2 separate regions of the Homo sapiens genome follow, and region 2 is linked to region 1. A link is a loop called in an ENCODE intact Hi-C map of the cell type or tissue named here. Cell type or tissue: stomach. All regions are shown on one strand. Each heading gives the region's core, and the rest is flanking DNA. Links, peaks and the distances in the headings are about the cores only.

Region 1 (8,000 bases), core at 1-8,000:
GGAAACGTCTCCCCATGTGTGGGGCTGGTGCTCCCACATCTCCCCGTGGCCCCCTCCTCGCTCCTCCCTTGCCAGCCGAGAGACCCTGGCAGCCCACTCCTGGGGGAGAGTCCCAGCTCCCAGACCAGCCCACCCACCTCCTCCCCTGCTCTCCCGAGGCCCTCATTCCTCTGCCTGTCTCTGCTCCGCTGGAAGAGAATAACCTGCCCTCTGACCACCCCACACACTGCTGCCGCCTCTGCGTCCCTCTGTGTGTGTCTCCTCTCACCCCCTAATCCAGCTAATTTTCTGCCCTCCCCAGGTCTGATGACAGCGACTCCTCTTTGTCGGAGGTCCTGAGGTACACACAGAATGTCTCTCGTGTTTGGTTCCCCACTCTCACTCTCGGCACCCTCTCTTCTCTGTCTCTTGCTGCATCCCTCCCGCCTGACACCCGTGTCCTCAGCATGCGGCCCCTCCACTCCCCTTCCTGCTGCCCCCCTCTCCAGACCTGTTCCTGCCCCCATGGTTCCTCTCTCTCAGGGTGGCCACAAGGCCTTGGACTGCGCCAGCTAGAGCTGGGGGCTTGGGGAGGGTGCACAGTTGCTTGTCGCAGGCCCTGTTCTCTTCTCCCTCCTCACCTGGGCAGGGAGGGGCGCAGCATGGAGGCCTAGGGGATGCTGGGCTGGGGCTGAGTTCTCCACGACTGGAAGGCAGGGGAAATGCTGAAGGCTGCTCCTTTTGGGGGTGCCGGTGGTGTGCTCTGGGTCCTTTGATTCCCTCAGCTTGTGCTGGGGGTGAGCTTTTCAGACGTTGGCTCTGGGAGGGGCACCATGGGGGGAGGGGCACCATGGGGGCAGCGCCCCTTGCCCACACCTGTTAGCACACAGATGTGTGGGTACCTCCCCTTCCCGCAGCCTGTGGGATGGCTGGAGGCTGGTTCTCCCAGCCAGCCGAGCATGACACCGCACAACGAGGAGCAAGACTCAGGACCTGGGGTCCCGAGCCCCTGACAAGCCAAGGGCCCCTCGTGGGCTGAGAGCTTCCTCGGCTCTCCTGGTGGGCTGTCTCAGCTCCTCGAGCCTCCAGCCCTGAGTGTCGACAACTGGTTTACTGTGAATCATGAGGCTTTGCCACCACAAGATGTTAGCCAGCTGGCCAGGCTGTCATCGGGGGGAGCATGATCCCTTTGACATAGTTCTGTGGCCATGCAGTGAAGCCAAACCATTGTCAGAAGCAGGGTGCTGGAGCAGCTTGGGGAGCTATTTGTGCATGTGTGGCACCTGGCTGGCAGCTGGACGTATCCGACCACCATCCTCAAGGGTGGGCCTGGCAGAGTCTGGGGGGAGCTGTGCCAGAAGCGCCACAGGCAAAACCTTGATCATTTCAGTAGACCCTTGGCCAGAGTCACTGTCAGGAGCAGCTTTCTCTTGGGAAAAGAAACAAAGCTAGGATATATTTTCAGACATGACTCAGCCAGGGTCTCATCCCAAAAGACCCTCACTGAGAAAAAAATCATCTTCAGAACCTCAGGAAGCTGGATGTGGCAAAACCCTCACGCTCACTTGGGCCAGCCTCCTTCTCGCTCCCCTAGCATCATGGGAGCGAGGAGGTGTTGTTCCAGGTCCATACAGCCCCATTCCAGAGAGCCCCAAACCTCCTACCCAAAGCCAAGCCAGCCCCAAAGGGATTTAGCCCTTCGTAAATGCCAGTCACAAGTTTGACCCCGCTGGTCCAAAAGGAGTGTGTATGTGTACACATGGCTCTCTGCTTGGAAGATGCTAGCCTCAGAGGCAGTTACCAGCAGAAGGGTTTACTGGGATCAGGGTGCATGGGGGTGATGGCCTGAGCAACCCTCCCTCTCAGCACCCCTCCCTCACACTCGGTTAACTGAAGCAGCATGCAGCTTCTGGTGGAAGCTACAGGGCCCAGTTCCAGCCCCTGGGCCTCTGCCCTGCCCAGCTGGACCCGGGCGCATTCACATCTCAGGATCTGGGTCAGACATTGTCAGATAGGAACTCTCTGTGGACAGAGCCCACACCTCCTGCACCTTCTAGCTGTGCCTAACACCGGGTTTGCTTCCCCAGAAGTGCTCAGGATGGCAACTGATGATTGCTGATTAAGACAGGCTATCTCCACTCTGTGTAGCCCGTTCCCGGCTCTCAGACCTTGGTGGAATTTGGCTGGAGTCCTTAAAGTCTCTGTTATTTGGTCCTCATCCCCTCCCTGCCCTGTCCCCATCCCACACACGTGCCTTGATCAGCCTGGCCACAGTCTCCCTGGCTGACGAGCATGCCTTCTCTCCCTCTCTCCCGGGAAGGGGCATCATCTCCCCGGTTGGAGGAGCCAAGGGTGCACGGACGGCCCCACTGCAGTGTGTCTCCATGGCCGAAGGCCACACCAAGCCCATCCTCTGCCTGGATGCCACAGATGAGTTGCTATTCACAGGGTCCAAAGGTATGTGGAACGCCAACTAGCCAGGTAGGGTTGGGGTCTCCTACTCACCCCTGCTTCCTTTGTCAGAGTGGTCTGTGAAGGAGAAAAGAACATAGAGCCCCCAGGAGTTGAGGATATGGGGTCTATTTGCTTACTACCCTTGTTTCTTACCTTGGCTCAAGGCCCCCATCCCATGCATCCTTGGCCAAGCCTTCCCTCATACCTGACCTGGTGGCTCCATCCAGCACTTCCTTCCAGACCTTCCAGGGAAACTTCAGGAAGCTTCTTGGGTGCCCCACCTGTACTTGCACTGCCCAACATCACCCCAGCTCATACATCTAGGCACTCCCTATGATCTCAGCAGCAGCACTTTACAAAGTCACGCTCACCTGATTACAGCAACAAAGTCAAACATTTTACCAGCAGATAGGCTGGGCACAGTGGCTCATACCTGTAATTGCAGCACTTTGGAAGCATGAGGCAAGAGAATTGCTTAAGCCCAGGAGTTTGAGACTACCTGCGTGGGCAAATAGTGAGATCCTGTCTCTACAAAAAATAAAAAATTAGTCACAATGACATGTGCCTGTAGCCCCAGCTACTCAGGAGGCTGAGGTGGGAGGATCGTTTGAGTCCGGGAGGTCAAGGCTGCAGTGAGCTGTGTTTGTGCAATTACACTCCAGCCTGGGCAACAGAGCAAGACCCTATCTCAATAAGCAAATACAAAATTCTTTATTTACTCTTTCATTCATTCATTTTACCGACAGAAAGAACTAGTCTGTAATAGACACGCATACTATAACACAAGCATAAATATAGCTCTCCACGGCAGTAGGGGGATAGCTGTCAATCTAGGTGTGATTGATTGATTCCAAGTTTTCCCATAACATTTGCTTGCACTGGTTCATTTGCTTTGTCAGCAATTAGTGTTTGGAGGAACAGGCACCATAAAAGCTTAAGAATTTTATTTTAGCCCTGGACACCTTAGCAGTATGGCTCACAAAACTCTGGTGTTAGTGGAAAGTTTGCTTGAGGAACCCTGGTCTGAAGTTCTGAGGGAATTCTCTCTTCCCTGAGTTTTTTACTAGCACACACATGCCAGTGAGCACATGTGTATGTGTTTTTTTCCTCTTCAGACCTGGAGCTCCGTCCTCTGGAGCCCTGTGGATCCCTTTCCCCTATCCTGGGCAGCCCCTGCAGAGGTGGAGCTGCGCCCCCTAGTGGCTGACATCCCTCCCCTCCCTGTGGCTTCCTCCCATCTCTCACAGACCGAAGCTGCAAGATGTGGAACTTGGTTACGGGACAGGAGATCGCAGCTCTAAAGGGCCACCCCAACAACGTGGTCTCCATCAAGTACTGCAGCCACTCGGGGCTTGTGTTCTCCGTGTCCACCTCCTACATCAAGGTGTGGGACATCCGGGACTCAGCCAAGTGCATTCGGACTCTCACGTGAGTAACCCCCGCCTGCCTCACAGTGGTCGGCTGCAGCAGGCTGTGTTGGGTACAGATGCTCCCAGCCCAAGTGACCCACTCAGCACAGCACAGCCCGGCTACATGGGCACAGAGACCATTACCAGCCTATGAACTTGGCTTGACCCTGGGGTACAAGGTGAGATCTCTTGGTTTGGGAGACAGTGTCTGGGGCAGCACCACTAGAGGAATTTTTGGCCTGCCTGGCCTCCACCCACAGCCCAGTCCCCCAAGCCCTGCCCCTTGAGGTGTGTTAGATATCATCCTATGAGTCTGAAAGAGGAGCTAGGAAACAGGGTGAGCCTCCAAAGCCATGCTGGCCACTGCCTGTGTAGGCGACCACCCAGTCATGGCCCTGAGCCCTGCCCCGACAGTCTCAGACACACAGGCATAGGGCAGGGGAGGCAGAACTGAGACCAAGAGCCTTGCAAAATAAAGTGGTTTTTTTTAGCAGAAGTCATGCTACATCCTTACATTAACACTGTAAGCTACAGTCTATTAATTTGATCCTTAAGAAGTAAACAGGCTGGGCACAGTGGCTCATGCCTATAATCCTAGGTATTTTGGAGGCTGAAGCAGGAGGATCACTTGAGACCAGGAGTTCAAGACCAGCCTGGGCAACACAGGGAGACCCTGTCTCTACAAAAAAAAAATTTTTAGTTAGCTGAGCATGGTGGTGCATGCCTGTAGTCCCAGCTACTCAGGAGGCTGAGGTGGGAGGGTTGCTTGAGCCCAGGAGGTCGAGACTGTAGTGAGCCATGTTTGTGCCACTGCACTCCAATCTGGGTGACAGAGCAAGACCCTGTTTCAAAAAATAATAATAATGAATAAAGTAAACAGAGGGTTTTTAGGGCAGTAAAATTATTCTGTATGATGCTGTAATGGTAGATGCATGCCATTATACATTTGTTCAAACCCTTAGAATGTGCAACACCAAGAGTGAACTCTAACATAAACTATGGACTTGGGCAATAACAATATGTCAACATGGGTTCATAATCGAAACACAGGCAGCTTTCTGGTGGGGGGTGTTGATAATGGGGGAGACTGTGCCTGTGTGGGAGCAGGGGCATGTGAGAAATCTCTATCTTGTGCTTAGTTTTCTTGTGAGCCTAAAACTGGCCTTAAAAAAAAAAATAAAGTCTTAAAAAAAAAAAGTAAACAAGGCTGGGCGCAGTGGCTCACACCTGTAATCGCAGCACTTTGTGAGGCCGAGGCGGGCAGATCACCTGAGGTCGGTAGTTCAAGACCAGCCTAACCAACATGATGAAACCCCGTCTCTACTAAAAATACAAAATTAGCCAGGCATGGTGGCGCATGCCTGTAATCCCAGCTACTCAGGAGGCTGAGGCAGGAGAATTGCTTGAACCTGGGAGGCAGAGATTGCAGTGAGCCGAGATCACACCATTGCACTCCAGCCTGGGCAACAAGAGTGAAACTCCATCTCAAACAAACAAACAAACATAAATAAATGTAAACAGGCTGGGTGCAGTGGCTCACGCCTGTAATCCCAGCACTTTGGGAGGCTGAGGCAGGCAAATCACCTGAGGTCGGGAGTTCGAGACCAGCCCGACCAATATGAAGAAACCCCGTCTCTACTAAAAATACAAAATCAGCTTGGGATGGTGGCGCATGCCTATAATCCCAGCTACTCGGGAGGGTGAGGCAGGAGAATCGCTTGAACCCGGGAGGCAGAGGTTGCAGTGAGCCGAGATCATGCCATTGCGCTCCAGCCTGGGCAACAAGAGCGAAACTCCATTCAGAAAAAAAAAAAAAAATAGTAAACAGAATGGATATAATCACCTCTTTTAACAGATGAGGAAACCGAGACTCAGAGAGGTTGATTTCCGGAAGATCCATGTTCACACCCACTCTCATGACTGAGCCTTACCATCTTTCCAAGCCAGTGACCAGGCACATGGGCAGGCCACATGGGGAGTTGACTCATAGGGGACTAGAGTGGAGCTCTCCCCTGGGTCTCACTTATGGGAGAAGCTATTGCTCTTCTCTGTCAGTCAAGGAAGACTTCCTGGAAGAAGTAGGTTATTTGGGCTGGTCTTAGTGACGTTTTATTGGTTTCCTGCACTGTGCACATGGATTGTTTTGACCTCTGGCCTTGCCTTTCTCCGATGGGCAGGTCCTCGGGCCAGGTGATCTCAGGGGATGCCTGTGCCGCCACATCCACCCGTGCCATCACCAGTGCTCAGGGCGAGCATCAGATCAACCAGATCGCCCTCAGCCCTTCGGGCACCATGCTGTACGCCGCCTCGGGCAATGCCGTCCGCATCTGGGAGCTTAGCAGGTCAGCGTGATACCTGGGGAGGGAGGAGGGTTTGGCATTCCCAGGCAAGGTCCCCAGGTCTTGGTTCAGGGGGACCCACCCCAGGGTGGGTAGGACCTCAGCAACACCTTTATTCCCCCCATGCTGCTGGGCCTGTGCCCTCTCCAGTGAGACTGCTGGGATGCAGGGTAGCTCATGTCTAGATTCTTGATCTTGCCTTGAGCGAGAGGGGAGGGTGAGTACCCTGACCAGGCCTATTTGTTTTGGGGCAGACACCCCACCCCAACCCAGGGTCCCCTCTAATTCACCTACCCCTGGCTGGGCCTCTTCCCACTGCAGGTTCCAGCCTGTCGGCAAGCTGACTGGCCACATCGGCCCTGTGATGTGCCTGACGGTCACCCAGACGGCCAGCCAGCATGACCTCGTGGTGACTGGCTCCAAGGACCACTACGTTAAGGTACCTCAGCTATGAGGCCTGGGTCGGGGCTGGTCTTCCACTCTCCCCAATCTTTGCCCTCTGTTGCCCTGGGAGTACCCATGAAAAATTATAAGACTTCTGGGGATGTCTGCTGAAGAAATCACCCCAAAGAAGGCAAGAATTTATGTGCAGAAAGTTATAGATTGCAGCATTATTTTGTAACTGGTGAAAAATTCATAATAACTTAAATGTTGAAGGGTAGAATAACAATCAAATTATGGAAAATCCACTAAATGGGATGCATTGCAGCTATTAAAATGATAAATAGCAAACCAAACATGAAGTATACAAACACTAATTTGTTTGCTCTCTGATTATGCCATTGAAAACTGTCCATACACAGTCAGAAACTGAAAGGAAGCAGGCCAGGCGTGGTGGCTGACATCTGTAATCCTAGCACTTTGGGAGGCTGAGGTGGGAGGATCACTTGAGGTCAGGAGTTTGAGACCAGCCTGGCCAACATGGTGAAACTCTGTCTCTACTAAAAATACAAAACATTAACCAGGCATGGTGTCGGGCGCCTGTAGTCCCAGCTACTTGGGAGGTTGAGGGAGGAGAATCGCTTGAACCCGGGAGGCAGAGGTTGCAGTGAGCCGAGTTTGCACCACGGCACTCCAGCCTGGGCAACAGAGTGAGACTCAGTCTCCAACAAAAAAGAAACTGGAAAGAAGTAGGGTTTTCAGGGGTGGTGGGATTATGGTGAATATTTAGTAAAAATCAAAAGAATTCTAGAGGGAGGCTCACACCCTAAACCCACCCTTCTCCTTAGCAGCTGCCTGTTGAGCTGTGGGGTCTCGGCGTGATGAGCTGATTCACCCCTGCATTACTTGAGTTGGTCTCCTCCCACCCCTGCCCCAGTATCCACAGGAAGGGTCAAGATCTGAACCTTCCGTGTTCCCAGTCCCTTAGAAGGAGCAGCCCCACCTCCAGGAACCCTCGCCTGCTGGGAAGCTCCTCTCCCCAGAGGGCAGTGGCTGTCACCCTAGCCAGACTCCTGGGTCTTCAGGCCTCTGGGTCCACAGTGCTGTAGGCCCTGCCTTCCATCCTCCCACTTGGCCTCTCCCTACTGGCCCCTCCTCCCACAGATGTTCGAGCTGGGCGAGTGTGTGACGGGCACCATCGGCCCCACTCACAACTTCGAGCCCCCGCACTACGATGGCATCGAGTGTCTCGCCATCCAGGGAGACATCCTGTTCAGTGGCTCCCGAGATAACGGCATCAAGAAGTGGGACCTAGACCAGCAGGAGCTCATCCAGGTGGGGTCAGGAGGAAAGGGAGAGGGTAGACTCGGGTAGGGTGGTTTCCATAGCCCACGCAGGGCCTTGGAGACCCTGGGACCTGGACTCGCGGGCCCCAGGC
Region 2 (16,326 bases), core at 1-8,000, 230 kb before region 1:
ACTCCCTAAACCATCCCTAAAACCTGCCTTGCTCCCTGAACCTATTCCCTTAGGAGCCCCCAAATCCTTCCTATAACCTGCCTTATTCACTGACCCCATTTCTTCAGAACCCCCTAAACCATCCCTAAAACCTGCCTTACTTCCTGAACCTATTCCCTCAGGAACCCCCAAGTCCTTCCTATAACCTGCTTCATTCACTGACCCCATTTCTCCAGAACCTCCTAAACCATCCCTAAAACTTGCCTTACTCCCTGAACCCATTCCCTTAGGAGCCCCCAAATCCTTCCTATAACCTGCCTTATTCACTGACCCCATTTCTTCAGAACCTCCTAAACCATCCGTAAAACCTGCCTTACTCCCTGAACCTATTGCCTCAGAAGCCCCCAAATCCTTCCTATAGCCTGCCTTATCCACAGACCCCATTTCCCCAGAACCTAAGCCACCCCTATAACCTGCTTTGCTCCCTGAACCCCCTCCCTCAGAAACCCCCAAATCTTTCCTATAGCCTGCCTCAATTAACCCCATTTCCCCAGAACCCCTTAAACCACCCCTGTAACCTGCCTTGCTCCCTGAATCCATTCTCTCAGGAGCTCCCAAATTTTTCCTATAACCTGCCTCATCCATTGACCTCATTTCTCCAGAACCCCTTAAGCCATCCCTATAACCTGCCTTGCTCCCTGTGCCCATTCCCTCAGGAGCCCCCAAATCCTCCCTATAACCTGACCCCATTTCCCCATAACCTCCAATCCCATTCCTATGACCTGACTCATCCAGTGACCCCATCTCCCCAGGACCCCTTAAACCAGCCCTGTAACCTGCACCCATTCCCTCAGGAACCCCCAAATCTTTCCTATTATCTGTTTCATCCATTGACCCGATTTCCCTGGAACCCTTTAAACCACCGCTATAATCTGCCTTGCTCCCTGAACCCGCTTCCCTGGAATCCTGTAAACCACCCCTATAATCTGCCTTGCTCCCTGAACTTATTCCCTCAGGAGCCCCTAAATCTTTCCTATAACCTGCTTCATCCATTGACCCCATTGCCCCAGAACCCCCTACACCATCCCTATAATCTGCCTTGCTCCCCGAACCCATATTCTCAGGAGCCCCCAAATCTTTCTTATAACCTTCCTTATCCACTGACCCCATTTCCCCAGAACTCCCAATACCCTTCCTACAACCTGGCCCATCTGCTGATCCCATTCCTTGGAGGCCTCCTGAACCATCTCTAAAGCCTGCCTCACCCCCTGGCCCTGTACTCCTAGGCCCAAGGCCCCTTGACCTTTCTCCATAGGCTGTTCTGACCCCAGTTCCCTGAGGCCCTGGAAGTTCTGATCCATCCTCATAACCCAGCACATTGCCAGCCCCATAAGCCCACTGGCTCCCAGAAGCGGCCCCATTGTGAGGTGCGAGTGACTCAGGGTGCCTGGTATCATCCCTATAACCAGCTCCAGCTCCAGAGGCCTTAGCACCAGGGCATCTTGTCCCATCCCCCTCACCCACTTTGCTTCCTGCCCTCAGAGACCCTGGTCCCATGGCTCCTGGACCCCCAGAGCCATCTTCATAGCCTCCTTCTCCAAAGGCCCCCAGGGCCTCTGAGGCTCTGAAGCCCCCATAATTTCCAGTCTGACCCCAAGGCCTTATTCTTCCAGAGCTCTCTGGTTCTGCTTCCACACATCCCATCCCAACAGTCTCCACTACTCCAGGGGCCTTGAGACCACCTCTACCCGCAGACCCTGTCACCCCAGGACTCCCTAGGCCACCATCTGAATGGTGCCCTCCCCTAGGGTCCATGCCTGCCTGGCATGCAGAGGCCCAATTCCTGGTGTCATTCATGGGTGCTCCATCAGGACCACCTGAGCCATTTTTAAGACTGGCAACTCTCCCAGACCCTCCTCCTGCAGGGCCAGAATCTTCATTTCCAGACCACACTCCCCCAGGCGCTCCGGAGCCATGCCTGTACCCACCCCCTTCCTCAGACTCCACTCCCGCAGGTGCCCTAGGGGAAACTCTACAACCAGCACCATGGCCGGACCCCATTTCTCCTGGAACCCCTGAGCCATAGCTATAACCAGCCCCGCTTTTAGAGCTTATTTCCCTAGAATATCCTAAGCCACCCTCGTACCTAGATTCCATTCTCCCGGGACCTTCCAAGCCATCCTTATAGCCTGTCTCACCTCTGGGTCCTTTTACTCTGGAGCTCCCTGACCCATTCCAGAAATCTGGTTCAGACCCTATTGACCCAGGACCTCTTAATCCTTTCTTATCTCCTAGTGTCCCCCCAGATCCCTGAGCACCCAGGCCTGGAGCCCTACTTAGCCAGTGGCTTCTGGCATCCACCCCCTGACCAGACTCCGTCAGTCCAGCCACCCAGATACCACCCATACCCTCTTGTCCTCCACTGGGCCCCAGCACTCCAGGCCCATGGTGGGCCCCAGTTTTTCTGAGGCTAGATGGTGTGTCATCCCAAGGACTTGTGCCCTTAGATTCTATTCTGCCAATACCCCCTGCTGCTCTGTGACCTGCTGTCCAGCCCTGGGAAGACTGGAAGCTTCTGGGGTCATACTCTACCTCACCCGAGGCCCAAGCTGTTTCCTGGCCATCCCTTCCCCTGAGCTCCTGTAGGACACCTTCGCAGCCTCTGGGGTCTCCTGGGCCTCCAGGGCCAGTTTTGTAGGCACTTCCTGTAACTACAGACTCCCCCCGGCATATACCATCTGCCTCCTGCAGTGAGTCTTCAGCTTTGATCTCAGGACTCCCATCTCCCAGAAGGAATTTTCTACCACCTGATATTGATGGTTCCTGGAAGTCCTTGCCTCCAGGTATCTGTTCTAGCAACTCTCCTGACCCCCAGTAGCCCCTGGCTTCCCCATAGTCAGCATCTCTACCTCCCTGAGAACCCCAGGATTCAGGGGCCATGCCCACCTTGGAGCCAGAACCTCTTCCTCCAGTAAGCTCCAGGGTGCCAGGACCTCCTGCCCCATTGCTGTCTCCAGCTTCTCCCAGGCCAGTCCCACCACCCCACACTACTATTCCTCTCCCCCTTTCCCTACTTGGAGCATCCCCTCTGTCCATCTCAGCCAGGCTGTCATCCTGTGAAATCTCTATCTGCTTTCCTCTTGGCCAGGACCCTACAGGATCAGACTGGCATCCCTGCAGGTCGCTCTTTCCTCTCCCAGGTCCCAGTCGAGCATCCCACAGTTGCTCTGGGGCATGCCTGTCCAGTTGTCTTCCACTGTCCCCTCTGTGCTCCTTTCCTTCCCTGCTGCTCCCCAGTCCTCCAGCCTGAAGCCGACTGGACCCAGCCTCCCAGCCTCCTGCTTTCCTCCAGCATTCATCACTGTTGCTGTCTCTGCCACGATCTTGCTGTTGTTTTTCTGGGAGGCCCAACCCTGATTCTGAGCTCTCTCCCTGTAGATGGGGCCTCTCTGCAAGGCTTCTGGCCCAGCCTCCCTCTCTGTGGGATTGATTTTCCCTGGGAAGAGTGGCTCTGCTTCCCTCTGCTACTGGAAAGCCCTCGCCCTCCTGTCCAGGGCCCCAGGCTGAGTCAGCTGTCCCTTTGTCCCCCATCAAGGAGTAGCCATGTCTGCCAAGGCCATCCCTGTCTGGGCTGGCTATGTGCTGGAGCCCAGAAGCCGGCCCAGCCCCTTCAAGGGAGCCCCCCCTGGGGCCCTGCTCTCTGGATTTCTCTCCCTGGCTCTCGATGCTCCCAGACTCTTCTGCTCCTGATGCCTGGGCTCCTTGCCTCTGCAGTTTGTGGTCAGCACTTGTGGACTGAAGGTCTTTATCCTTCCCAGCTTCAGTGAGGGGTTATTCATATGGAAGGTCAGTGCCCACATGGAGAGACAAGAGAAAATACCAAAACTCCTGTTAAATCCGGCCAAAGCACCTGCCTGAGCCCAGCTGCTTGCCTGACCTGGACTTCCCCAGGAGAGAAGCAAGGTGACCACCTGGGAAGGAAGCCAGGGTGTTCCAGGGATGGATGGGTGAATCCCATCACCACCTCCCTAGTCCTATACCCGCAGGCCACCCTGCTATAGGCTTCATGAGGGTTTTGGAGAAAACGCATAAGCCAAAAGTCATTTGTTTATCAAACTGCCGCAGCAGGTGCATGGTTTTTAAAATATCGACTTGCTCAACCACCTGCCTTACTTATGTCCAATTTACACTTTCCTGGGAACATCTGGAACGCAAATTTCTATCCCCAGGGAAGTTTGAGAGTGCTCTCTGGTCTGGTGCAGGGGCTTCTCATCCAGACTGAACCTGGGCCACTGTCCCAAGGCTGCCTAGGACCCTAGAGCCATCTGTGCCCCAAAGTAATTCCAAGAGACCCAGTAGAGCAGGCACAGCTGAGAAGGGTTGGGTTGGCCATGAAGGTCTGCACTGCAGTGGGTGGAGAATAATCTAAGGAGCTTTCCTTATTCTCTCTGACCAAAGGAAATCCCACTGCCTCGCCTTCCTCATGCCTCCGCAGCCCCAAGGTCTTCCCTGGAGGCAGAGAAAGACAGAGTTTTGAAGCACTCACCTTCAACCACCAGCCAGGCGCTGGAAGTGTAGAGCCCGGTGCCCAGCGAATAGGGGCCCATGTCTGAGAAACGTGCCCCCCTCACCACCAGCCGGTGGGTCAGCCCGTCAGGGGACACATACACTTCATATTTGTCACTGGGGTGGAGTAGCCGGTGCCGGAAATGCCAGGCTGCACTAGGGCAGGGGCTGGAGAGGGTACATTCAAAGACTGCGTCACCCTGCTCCTCACAGTGGGTCTCCGCCAGTGGGACCACCACTCTTGGGGGGATGGCTGCCGGGGAAATAGGAATGGGGATATCAGCTTGATGGTATGACACAGTGTGACCTAAGGCAGCAAGGCTGGCCATTCAGAAATCCTGGCTTAGACCAGCTCAGCCACAAACTCCCCATGTTACCTTGGACAGGTCACCTCTGGACCTCAGGTGTCAATTCCCCCCAAGTAAAATGAGGGGCTACAGTTATGAGCAATGAGGCTTATTTTCAGCTCTGGGATTCTATACTTCCAAACCCAAAAGTTATATTTAGGGACAAGGTGGATGCATGAAGGAAACCACTATGCTAAGAGCCGGTAGTTTATCTTATTCATCCTTGTGACCATCTCCAAGATAAGTATTATTAATTTCTTTTTACAGGTGAGAAAACTAAGGCTTAAAAAGTTAAATAACTTGCCCCAGTCTTACGCAGTTAAGAGAAACCAAGATTCACACCCAGGTCTGGCTGACTCCCAAACCCATACTTCTTTTCCCAAACTGCACTGTTTTCAGGCTTTCCAAAGCCCCATCTGGGCACCTCCCCCGTGCTGGGGCACATAACCCCCTTTTTTCTCCCCCAACTTTGATTCAGCCATGTTCTTACGACATGTCTGTCCAAAGCTCCCTTCCCCAGGCCTCTCGTTGTCCTTTCAAGAACCCCCTTGAGCTGGCAGGTGCTCTGAGAGTGATGTGGACACAGGTACTCATGGGGATGGGACAGAGTTTGATGAAGGAGGAGTGTCAGTTCCTAGATGGGGAAGGAATACAGGAAGCAGAAAAGGAAAGGTCTGTATGGAGCGTGAGGATGCCTAACCCAGAGATTCTTGCTAGGGTGTTGTGGGAGATGAGGACATGCAACAGAAAGGAGTTCTAGAGGCTGTGCAATTAGTCTGGATCTGATCTGAAAATAATTGATGGCTAGAGAAGGTCTAAGCAGAGGCATGACACATATGTTCTATGTCTGTGACAGTAATTCAGTAGAACCCAGCTCAGCACCAGGAGAGATAACTCGCACCAAGGCTTTGGAAAACAGAAAGCATCAAAATTTGGCCATCTAGGTATGTGTCCCTCTCCCAATTGTCTTTTGCAGCTGGGGCCACATCACATTTACCCCCCAACACACACGTTGCACCAACATGGACTCCATTTCTAACATATCTCCCCAACTCCAACTTCGGCAGTGTAGACCACTCACCACTGGCCTCCAGTTCTGTGGAGAAGACCACAGCATCCTCCACCTTGACCTGGTAAATGCCAGAGTCCTCAGGCCTCAGGTCTTGAATCTGGAACTCATAGCGCTTCCCCAGCCGGCGCAGACAGTGCTTGGTTTGGTTGTTGAAGCCATAGGGGATCATCTCACCATCCTAAGGCCAGAAAAGGAAGAGGAGGCGGGCCTCAGTGGGTCCTCAGTGCTTCCTGCCCCAGTCCCATTCTGGCTATAACCAGCAGTTTTCTCCCACGGGCCCAGTCGCCAGACAACAGATTCCTGGAACCATAGAGGAGCTGGGATGGGGTGGACAGCAGGGCCTGGAGAACATGGGAACAGGGATTGTGAGCTGGATGGGAATCCATGCTCTAGGAATGTCCATGGAGTGAAAAGTCTGCAAGTGTTATACAAAGGGGCACCTGAAGTTGCTGACATTCCAGCTCAGGCTGTGAGTAGAGTTACTCTCCAGCAGCCCTGCGAGGATAGCAGGGGAGGCCGGACACAACACCCATGGCCCAGAGGCCCCAGCTCAACTTATTCACCAACAGGAACTTGCAGAGAATAACATCAGATATCCATAAGGCTCTATGAAACCCAGTAATCTATATGCATACCTGCTTTAACTAAGCCCTAGATAGGTTTGCTACTTGCTGAATATTAACAATAGCTAATACTTATTAGGGGCCCACTGTGTGCCAGGCACTGTTTCAGGTACTTAGGACACATCAATGCATAAAACAAAGATTCCTGCTCTCACTAGCTAAAATCCTATGGGGGAAAAATATAAATAATAGATGTCATAAATAAGTAAATAATTTATGTTAGAAAAAAATAGAACTGGCCGGGTGTGATGGCTCATGCATGTAATCCCAGCACTTTGGGAGCCTGAGGCGGGTGAATCACTTGAGGCCAAGAGTTCAAGACCAGCTGGCCAACATGGTGAAACCCTGTCTGTACTGAAAATACAAAAAATTAGCTGGGTGTGGTGGCAAACACCTGTAATCCCAGCTACTCGGGAGGCTGAGGCAGGAGAATCACTTGAACCTGGGAGGGAGAGGTTGCAGTGAGCCGAGATTGCACCACTGCACTCCAGGCTGAGCAACAGAATGAGAAGAAAGGAAGGAAGGAAGGAAGGAAGGAAGGGAGGGAGGGAGGGAGGGAGGGAGGGAGGGAGGGAGGAAGAAAGAAAGAAAAAGAAAGAAAGGGAAAGAAAGAGAGAAAACTAGGGAACAAAAAGGTAGATATGGGTCCAGGGCTCCTGAGTGCCAGGGTGGGGCTGGAGGGACATAGTGGAATCACACGGAGTGGCCAAGGGAAGTCTCTCTGCCATGAAGGAATTAGCCCTGTCGATATCGGGGATGAGCATGCCAAGCAGAGGGAACACCTGGGCAAAGGAACAGGGACAAGGCCAGTGGGCCAGGAACTGAGGGACAAGGGGAAGAGAAGCAGGAATAAGCAGAGAGGTGAGGGGAGGGGCAAGTCACACATGATGTCATTTAGCGCTGCAGTACACCATGAGACAGGTCCTATATTATCCCCAGTTCACAAGTGAGGAAGCCGAGGCATGGGGAAGATAAGTATCTTGTCTGAGGTCATACAGCTTATAAGTGATGAAGCTGGATGAGTTTGGCTACAGAACTAGCCAAATTTTACCAACTGCTCCCCACCTGCCTCTGCCCCCATCTGGTTGGCAGATAATTACTCCTAGAGCCCAGGTAGGGATGTATGAAGTCTCTGGAGAGAAAGCTCAGATGGAAAGGGGTGCACTTTCTCAGAACCCTCTTTTCACCCCCGTGCTCTGGTGTTAGACACAATTTACAGAGAATCACAGGCCCAGCTGGAGAGCCCAGTTGCTCAGTGTGAGATAAGAAGTCCCTGTGGATGGATGGTCTACACCAGGGTTTGGTCCAGGTCCAGCCAGGAACTCCATGGGATGAGGGGCTCACCACTTGTGTGCTCTGGTTGTTCCCTTGGAGGAATGCAGGGTACCCATAGTTCCCTCTCCACTAGACCTGAAGCATCCCTGCCAGATCCCCCCCACCCATAGCCCCTCCAGCCTCACCTTATACAGGTAAATCTTGCTCTGAGAATCCTTGAGATCCAGCTCCAAGTCAAACTTTGCATTCCCATCCTTGGTGACCCTGATGTGTCTTAAGCTGGAGATGGTGTTGATGTACTACAAAGCAGACAAACACCCAGCAGGAGAGCTCATGAAGCTCTCTCTTCGGGGTACTCTGAACCCTCATAGGCTCTGGTACCATCCCAGGCCCACAGCGTTCCAGATGAGCATGCATTGGCCCCTTTTACAAGTGGGGGAAAGTAAGCCCCTCAAGGAAGGAAATTCTCCAAGATGAGAGATCAGATCAGGAAGACAACCAAGAAAAGACCCCAGGTGTTCAGTTGCTAGAACACAGTGGGGCTTTTCCATCTATCTGTACTTCTAACGAACATTAGTTGAACACCTACCGTGTGCAAAGCTCTGTGCTAGGTCCCGTGTTAAAGCCAATGAGAAAGCTTGGAGGAGAGAAGGCTGAGACCCTAGGTGTTAGGTTTAAGGAAGCTTATCTTTCAAGGGGATAAGATACTATTTTCAGGATAATAAAAACTAGTTGTTTTCCATTTTCAGAAGAAAAATTAGACTTATGCTATAGTTAAGTTAGACACAGGAAAGAAATTCCTGTACAGCTGATAAGATTCTGGGATCAGAGTGCTAATGGGAACTGTGAAATTCCCTTCCATGAAAGCCTTTAGAAGTAAACCAGGTAGCCAGGTGCGGTGGCTCACGCCTGTAATCCCAGCACTTTGGGAGGCCGAGGCAGGCGGATCACGAGGTCAGGAGATCGAGATCATCCTGGCTAACACGGTGAAACCCCGTCTCTACTAAAAATACAAAAAGTTAGCTGGGTGTGGTGGCAGGCACCTGTAGTCCCAGCTACTCAGGAGGCTGAGGCAGGAGAATGGCGTGAACCTGGGAGGCGGAGCTTGCAGTGAGCCAAGATCCGGCCACAGCACTCCAGCCTGGGCGAAAGAGCAAGACTCCATCTTAAAAAAAAAAAAAAAAAGAAAGAAATAAACCAGGTACCTCCCCCCCGCAATCTGGTGACAATGATAATGATAGCAAAAATCAAGGCACTAAGCTAAGTACTTTAATTACATTCTCTCATTTATCCTCCCAATAACCCTACAAGGTAGGCATGACTATAATTCCCATTTTACAGATGAAGACACCAAGATACAGAGGCCCTAACCCTTCCAAAGCTCCAGAGTTTAGTAAGTATCAGAACCAGGTTGCAAAGGCAGGACACCAACCTGGGATCCCAGGGCCTTAGCCAGATACCCCACTGGGGACTAGATGGAGACAGGCCCCTTGATCATACTTGGTTTCCTAAGTTCTGCCTCCAAGCCCACCTCCAGGTGTGAGGCACCTATGGTCCAGGTGTGTGGGGTGGGCATGGAGTGAGGGGTGGGAATGGGGTGAGGCACCTGTGCCATCTTGTCCTCCTGTTCCTTCTTCATCTCCTGCAGCCTGCGCAACATGCCACGGTAGTCGACGATGCCATACTTCAAGCAGATCTTCTCGTAGTCCTTCCTGTCTGCTGTCATCAGCAGCTGCCATATCTGCTCAAGGTCCATCTTTTTCTTGGGGGCTGGTGGGGCCCTGGGGAGCAAGGCTAGCAGGTCAGAGGCCAGAGGAATCCCTGCTCCTCTGTTGGCCACCTGGCTCTGGTGTCCCAAGTAGTTCTGGGAAGCTGCTCTATCTGCACTCGAGGAAACGCAGAGCCTGGAATCTCTGGGACTGACCACTGTTGAGGCCAGAAGGATTCAGAGATGGGTGGGGCGAGCCTCAGCCTCACCCCACAACTTTCAGGAGAAATGCTCCTGACAACTTGTATTGTAGATTTCTAAGTAGGATGTCTGGGGAAAGTGGGTGTTGCATTGTTCTGTTGCTTAAAAAAAAAAAGTACATCATTGTTCTGGTGGACCACCACATTTTGCAAATGAGGAAATCAGAGGAGAGATGATTAACTCAAGGATATAGAGCTTTGAAATGGCAGAGCTGGAGCTCTGTCCCATTCCCATCCAGTTCAGTCCCCTTCCCATCCTCCCATCTGCTACTGGCAGTCTAGCTCCCTGCTGTGTTGGGTAGAGGTGGGGCTCAAGCCCAGCTTACTTATGGAAATAGCAGGGGGTGAATACTATGGGAGCCTCCAAAATCCCTCATGGACAGGCCCAAACCCACCTCTTTTTCAGCAACTTCCGGAAGTCCATCAGCTCCTTCCTGAGGTCTGAAAAAGGAGCAGGAATGAGGCCTCAGTCCCAGGTGGGATGACTGAGGGTTGATGCAGAGCTTTTCTGTGTTGTCCATGCTGACAACTGAGCCTTTGGAAGGGGCTCTCTTGAAGACTGGTGGTGATCCACAAGGTGTTCATGGTAGCTCAACCAGGCAGGGAACACCAGGAAAGGAGTAGCCTATCCCCCACAGGCCCCCAAGGAGGTTTCTGACAAATCTGCCTACCTTCCTGCGGTTCCCTGTGCCTCTTCCGATTCTTCCGAAAGCCAACTGCAACATCCAGGGAGGAGAGGAAGGAGTCGATGTGGACAAGCAGGGAGAGAAGCAAGACATGTTGATGGTCTTCCTGAGAAACTGATGGAGTCCCAGAGCCCTGCTCTCCCCACTGTCCTCTAAGGCGTGGACGATCCCAGCAAGAGGGATGGAGCAGGGTGGAGGGTCTGTCCATCATAAGCCTTTTTACCCTAGAGCCTTACCATGACCAAGGGGACCAACCTAAGCATCATCTCATGCAGGGGAGGCCCAGTCATGTGTCCGCAGGGGCCAGGGAGGTGGCATAAATGCGTGAAGCAGACACTGGCAACCACAACAAACTCAAGAGTATCTAAAGGGGCAGCTGCTCTTTCACTCCACCTGGGAGCTGCCATTTCAGGGTATAGGCCCAATATTGCCAAATAGGTCAGACATTGCTGTTTGGCTAATCCTGCAGCCATTTGTATTCTTCATCATCTGCTTCCACTAGAGAGGCTGAAAAAGCTAAACACTCACCTTCCCCAGCTTCCCTTGCAACTAGCAGTGCTCATGTGACACTGTCCTGACCAATGAGCTCCAGGAATTTCTGAGAAAGCCTTTGCTTCCTCTATAAAAAGGGTGGATGGACTGGTCGTGATGGTTCATGCCTGTAATCCCAGCATTTTGGGAGGCCGAGGGGGGAGGATAGCTTGAGCCCAGGAGTTCCAGACCAGCCTGGGCAACACAGGGAGACCCCGCCTCTACAAAAAAAATAAAAAAATTAGCTGGGTGTGATGACACATGCATGTAGTCCCAGCTACTTGGGAGGCTGAGGTGGGAGGATCACTTGGGCCTGGGAGGTCAAGGCTGCAGTGAGCCATAATCACACCACTGCACTCCAGCCTGGGCAACAGGTCTCAAAAAATAGAAAATAAAAGGCCAAGCACAGTGGCTCATGCCTGTAATCCCAGCACTTTGGGAGGCCGAGGCAGGTGGATCACCTGAGGTCAGGAGTTCGAGACCAGCCTGGCCAACGTGGTGAAACCCTGTCTCAACTAAAAATACAAAAATTAGCCAGGCATGGTGGTAAACGCGTGTAATCCCAGCTACTCAGGAGGCTGAGGCAGGAGAATTGCTTGAACCCGGGAGGCAGATGTTGCAGTGAGGTGAGATTGTGCCACTGTACTCCAGCCTACGCGATGGAGCAAGACTCCAGTCCATCTCAAAAATATAAAAATAAAAATAAGAGAGGCAGATGGACCTGGGCCACCTCTTCCACCTTCCTACCTTGAACATGGATTATGTTTGAATCTGCCACAGCCCTCTTATGGCCATGAGGTGATAAGCCAATCTGCTAAGGATGGCAGAGCAGTGGGAACGAAGGAATCAGCTCTCCGATGGCAGCCCTGAGCTGTGGTATGAGCCCTGGACGCCACTCGCAAAACTTCTTATGTGAAGGAATGAAATATCGTTATTTCTTAGGCTGCTCTTAGTAGGATTTTCTGTTAGTTGCAGGCAGATCAATTGTAAGCATAACCAATGGCGAGACTAGACCTGCTTCCTCAAGAGATATCTACCTTTTAATTACTACAGGTTGACAATTTTTAAAATTTCAAACACCACGCACACCAAAAAAAACATGTCTGAGAGAGAATTTGGCCTTTGTGTGACCTGTTTGTCAACTCTGGCATAGGCCTGTCCAAAATATCCTTTGCATGGTGGAGAAACTGAGACCCAGAGAGGAAAACGAAGCCCATTGAATGAGTTAGCAGAAGCTCTAGGACTAGAAGCCAGCTTTCAGGTCCTGCTCATTTACTGGGCCAAGAGAATATCCTTCAGAGTATCTGCCAAGGTGTGCCTTTTTAAACACATGCAGACTCAGTGTGCATGTGGATGAAGCCCGGGGCCCAGCACAAGGTGGGGCTGCAGCAGCGGCAGCAGCCTGGATGGGCCTCCCTTCCCTCCCCTCCCCTCCCTCACTAGCCACGGGGCATCTGATTCCTCTGTGGGTCTCTGCCCTGTGCACTGATGAGACAAACTCAGGGAAAAGCCCACCTTCGATGACAGTGAGTCTCACTGAGCAAGCGGCCTCTCCGTACGCATTTACTGCTGTGCAGCGGTACAGATCCGTGTCCTCGCCTGTCAGCTTGTTGATCTGCAGAGAGGCCAAGGGCAGAGGAACAGGGCTACCACATCCCCTTCCTCCATTTACTAGACACGGCTATGTGTTGGGGGTATAAAGTGAGTAAGACATGGTCCTTGTCCTCATGGAGCTCACAGTCTTTATCAGGAAAGACAGACCCCAAAACAGAAACCTGGTTTGGGACAGAGGGTGGATGTATCAATTCTTTGCCATCAGAGGCAATGTAGCGAAGTAGAAAGAGTGTGCTTTTTGGGGTCAGATGGATCTGGGCCTGAAAACAGTCTCTGTCCTGTATTACTAGCTGTGGGACCTTGGGCAAGTTACCTAACTTCTCTCAACTTCAGTTTCTTCATTTGTAAGATGGGAATATAATACCTCAAAAAAGTGGTGAATAATTAGAATTAAATATATAATCTATGTCAAATATTTAGCCCCTGGGACATAGTAGGGCCTGGCACATAGTAGGTATCCCATGGTTAGTATTTATAATATTGCTCAGATTAGCCAAGATTGATTGAGTACTCACTATAGGCCAGGCACTAGCTAGACACTTTACATAAAACTTTCATCCTCATAACAACTCCTGGCCAGGCGCAGTGGCTCATGTCTGTAATCCCAGCACTTTGGGATGCCGAGGCGGATGGATCATTGTTGGTCAGGAGTTCAAGACTAGCCTGGCCAACATGGTGAAACCCCAACTCTACTAAAAATACAAAAATTAGTCGGGCGTGATGGCGCATGCCTGTAATCTCAGCTACTTGGGAGGCTGAAGCAGGAGAATCGCTTGAACCTGGGAGGTGGAGGTTGCAGAGAACCAAGATCACGCCATTGCACTCCAGCCTGGGCGACAGAGTGAGATCCATCTCAACAACAACTCATAACAACTCCTTAAAGTAGGTACTATTATTATCCCATTTTTACAAATGAGGAGACAGAGGTAAAAAGAGTAAAATGACTTTCTAAAGCCAAGGTGGTGGGCCTGGGATTGTAACTCCAGCAGTCTGACTTCAGAGCTTGAGCTCTTAAGCTCCAGTCTACACCACCTCCCAGGTTATCAGCAGAGGTATCTGCAAGCCTGCCAGATCCATTCTTGGCTCAGGCAACTTTGAGTCACGAGATGGAGTTGAATGGATTCAACCTCAACGAGGAGTATGTCTTACTCCTCTAGGGATTGGAGGCTGCCAAAGAGACCTTCAAGGGGATGGGAAAAGACGAGTAGACCCTGGTCAGGGGAAGAGCTACGGTTCTTACCTGCAGCACGTGCTCCTTGCTGCCAGGGCTGGAGGAGATCTTGTACTTGCTGGAATCACTGAGGTCACCTTTGGAGTTCTGCCAACGCACCTCGGGCCTGGGCTCCCCACAGACCACAGCCCGAAAGACAGCATTTTTCCCTGCAGCAGGAAGAGACGAGTAGGGAGACTGACAAGTTGGGAGAGGGTGACTGTATACTTTATTTAAATTTTAATTTATATCGTCTTCCTCATCTAGGTATTTCAACTGCCCCTTCCAAAAAGGATGCCAGGCCTTGGTCCCCTTGACTCAGGACTCAGAATACGCAGGTGGAAAGCAGCAGATTCCAGGCACCCAGAAGGCAGTGCTTCCTCTTTCTATATTGCAGAAGCTTGGGCTGCTTGAGGGAAAGAGACAGGTGGACTGGCCCTGGTGAAAGGGGAGGCCAGCAGGGCTTTAGGGGACAGGGGCTTTTCTTTGAGAGTGGGTGAGCAAGGAGTCTGAAGGCTCTGCCAAGACTAGGAAGGGAATGAGATTTTGTGAGTTCCGGGCAGGCGCAGGGGCTCACGCATGTAATCCCAGCACTTTGGGAGGCCAAGGCAGTCGTATCACCTGAGATCAGGAGTTCGAGACCAGCCTGGCCAACATGGTGAAACCCCATCTCTATTAAAAATACAAAAAGTAGCCAGGCTTGGTGGCATGTGCCTGTAATCCCAGCTACTTGGGAGGCTGAGGCAGGAGAATCACTTGAACCCCAGAGGCAGATGTTGTAGTGATCAGAGATTGCGCCACTGCACTCCAGCCTGGGCAACAGAGCGAGACTCCATCTCAAAAAAAGAAAAAAAAAAAAGAAGAGATTTTCTGGCTTCCCTTCCTACTCTCTAGGGGGAGGAGGAATCACAACTAGGAGAAGGAGTGACTATTTGGTGCCCGAAGGATCCGGTGCTGAGACACAGGCTTCAGCCTCAGAAAAGACCCCATGCTCCATGCCTGTCATGGAGGCCTGGGAACTGCCCGCCCTCAAGGAATCCCTCAGCCTCCCACCAGGAACATCTCAGTAGACAGCAATATAGACCAAAGGCCCAAGGGCCCTTCCCAATTTCTCATTACCTTGTTCCAGATTTAGAAAAATAAAATACCATTCTTTTTCTTATTACCAGGATGCTATGAACTAAAATTTATTGCAGGGTGTGTGTTGGGGAAAGAACACCAATTCCCACTTTTTCCCCAATAAGCCTTTGTTCCCACCACTTTCTTGGACACCTTCTTATGTGGCCTTCTAGAAGGGCCTTCCTGAGCCCAGCCTGTGAGCCACAGCAGGTGCTGCTGCCTGGAGGCGAGGATTGGGAAGAGTCAAATTAACTGTTTTAACAGTGCCTCTCTGCAGCAGTGGCTTTGAGGTGAGGAGACAGGGACCAGGAAACACCACAACCTCTCCCTGCTCCCCAGTTTAGCATTTTTCCATCCCTGCCCCCCAGATATTTCTCACACCAGAATAGCATGGTGTCTCTTCACTCTCTTTATCCACTCTTTTCCCCAGGCCTCTTGTCACTTCTAGGGTTCCAGGTAAGCACATACCCCCTCAAGGATAGGAGGGAGATGGGCTATGGCCTAGTGATGGATATAGGGCCTGGGTCCCCAGGAAGGTTGGTGCCCCAGCCCTCTCCCCTGGGAGGTAGGAGAGCAAGAATCTTGCCTCCCCTCCGCAGCTCCCCTCTGGGCTCACCCTCTGGCAGAGCCGAGGTGACGGGCTTCTGCTCAAAGTCCGGCGTGCTGCAGCCTTCAGGGATCTCCTCCACCAGCTGCCAGATGCTCACTCCAGGGATGTGGGACTTCCGGAGCTTTCCTGGAGAATGCAGGAGGGAAGGAGATGGGGCCTTCCACCTTCTTCCTCCTGGGTGGCCCTTCAACAGAATGGGCATCCACCCACTCACCCCAGGAGCAAGAAGCCCCTTCTCGCTCCTACTTTTGGGTCAGGATTATTTGTAGTACCTCCTGCCTGTGCACAGTGCTTTTGAATTCTCTAGTGGGAATCTGGTGGCACACACTCTGGCAGTGTGAATGGAGCCTCTAGGAAGTGGGTGGGGCACCCTAGGAAGACCCTGAGTGTGTCACTGGGGAAAAGCTGGGAAGAAAGAGTGAGAAAGGGCTCCTTCTCAGGAAGCCAAGAAGCAGGAGCTCGTGTGGGGGCTTTGCACTCCTTACTCAGGAAAACAAATCAAAACCCAAAGCCAAGACTCAAAAAAAAAGCCAAGCACGGTGGCTTACGCCAGTAATCCCAGCACTTTCGGAGGCCGAGGTGGGCAGATCACCTGAGGTCAGGCATTCGAGACCAGCCTGACCAACATGGTGAAACCCCACCTTTACTAAAAATACAAAAATTAGCCAGGCATGGTGGCAGGCACCTGTAATCCTAGCTACTCAGGAGGCTGAGGTGGGAGAATCA

The links. A loop is a pair of places that touch in the nucleus more often than their neighbours do. Peaks named below come from ENCODE experiments on the same cell type or tissue, not always from the same donor. Only the 100,000 strongest peaks of a DNase experiment are listed, where the experiment ranks them.
Region 2: a loop joins it to region 1, with 2.4 times the contacts of the local background. A loop is called at or near these places in 3 of 110 quality-filtered maps.

What each region holds. Positions count from the first base shown.
Region 1 is chr1:200,975,396-200,983,395 of GRCh38, reverse strand. KIF21B (kinesin family member 21B) reads left to right here. Exons shown (of 35, transcript NM_001252102.2): 28 at 302-340; 29 at 2,300-2,436; 30 at 3,681-3,861; 31 at 6,020-6,184; 32 at 6,503-6,620; 33 at 7,727-7,897. Among named protein-coding and RNA genes, the nearest start is that of KIF21B, 44 kb to the left of the region's middle. RefSeq lists enhancers at 3,559-3,708, 5,533-6,732. In stomach, for the core only: a CTCF peak has its summit at 3,659 (motif pointing left); a DNase peak (open chromatin) is centred at 2,795; H3K27ac peaks cover 681 bases.
Region 2 is chr1:201,193,554-201,209,879 of GRCh38, reverse strand. It overlaps IGFN1 (immunoglobulin like and fibronectin type III domain containing 1), which reads right to left. Exons shown (of 24, transcript NM_001164586.2): 3 at 15,607-15,726; 4 at 13,902-14,041; 5 at 12,563-12,662; 6 at 10,502-10,546; 7 at 10,226-10,271; 8 at 9,469-9,643; 9 at 8,048-8,161; 10 at 5,974-6,142; 11 at 4,526-4,798; 12 at 1-3,797. Among named protein-coding and RNA genes, the nearest start is that of IGFN1, 11 kb to the right of the region's middle. In stomach, for the core only: no CTCF peak of the experiment used is centred there; no DNase peak of the experiment used is centred there.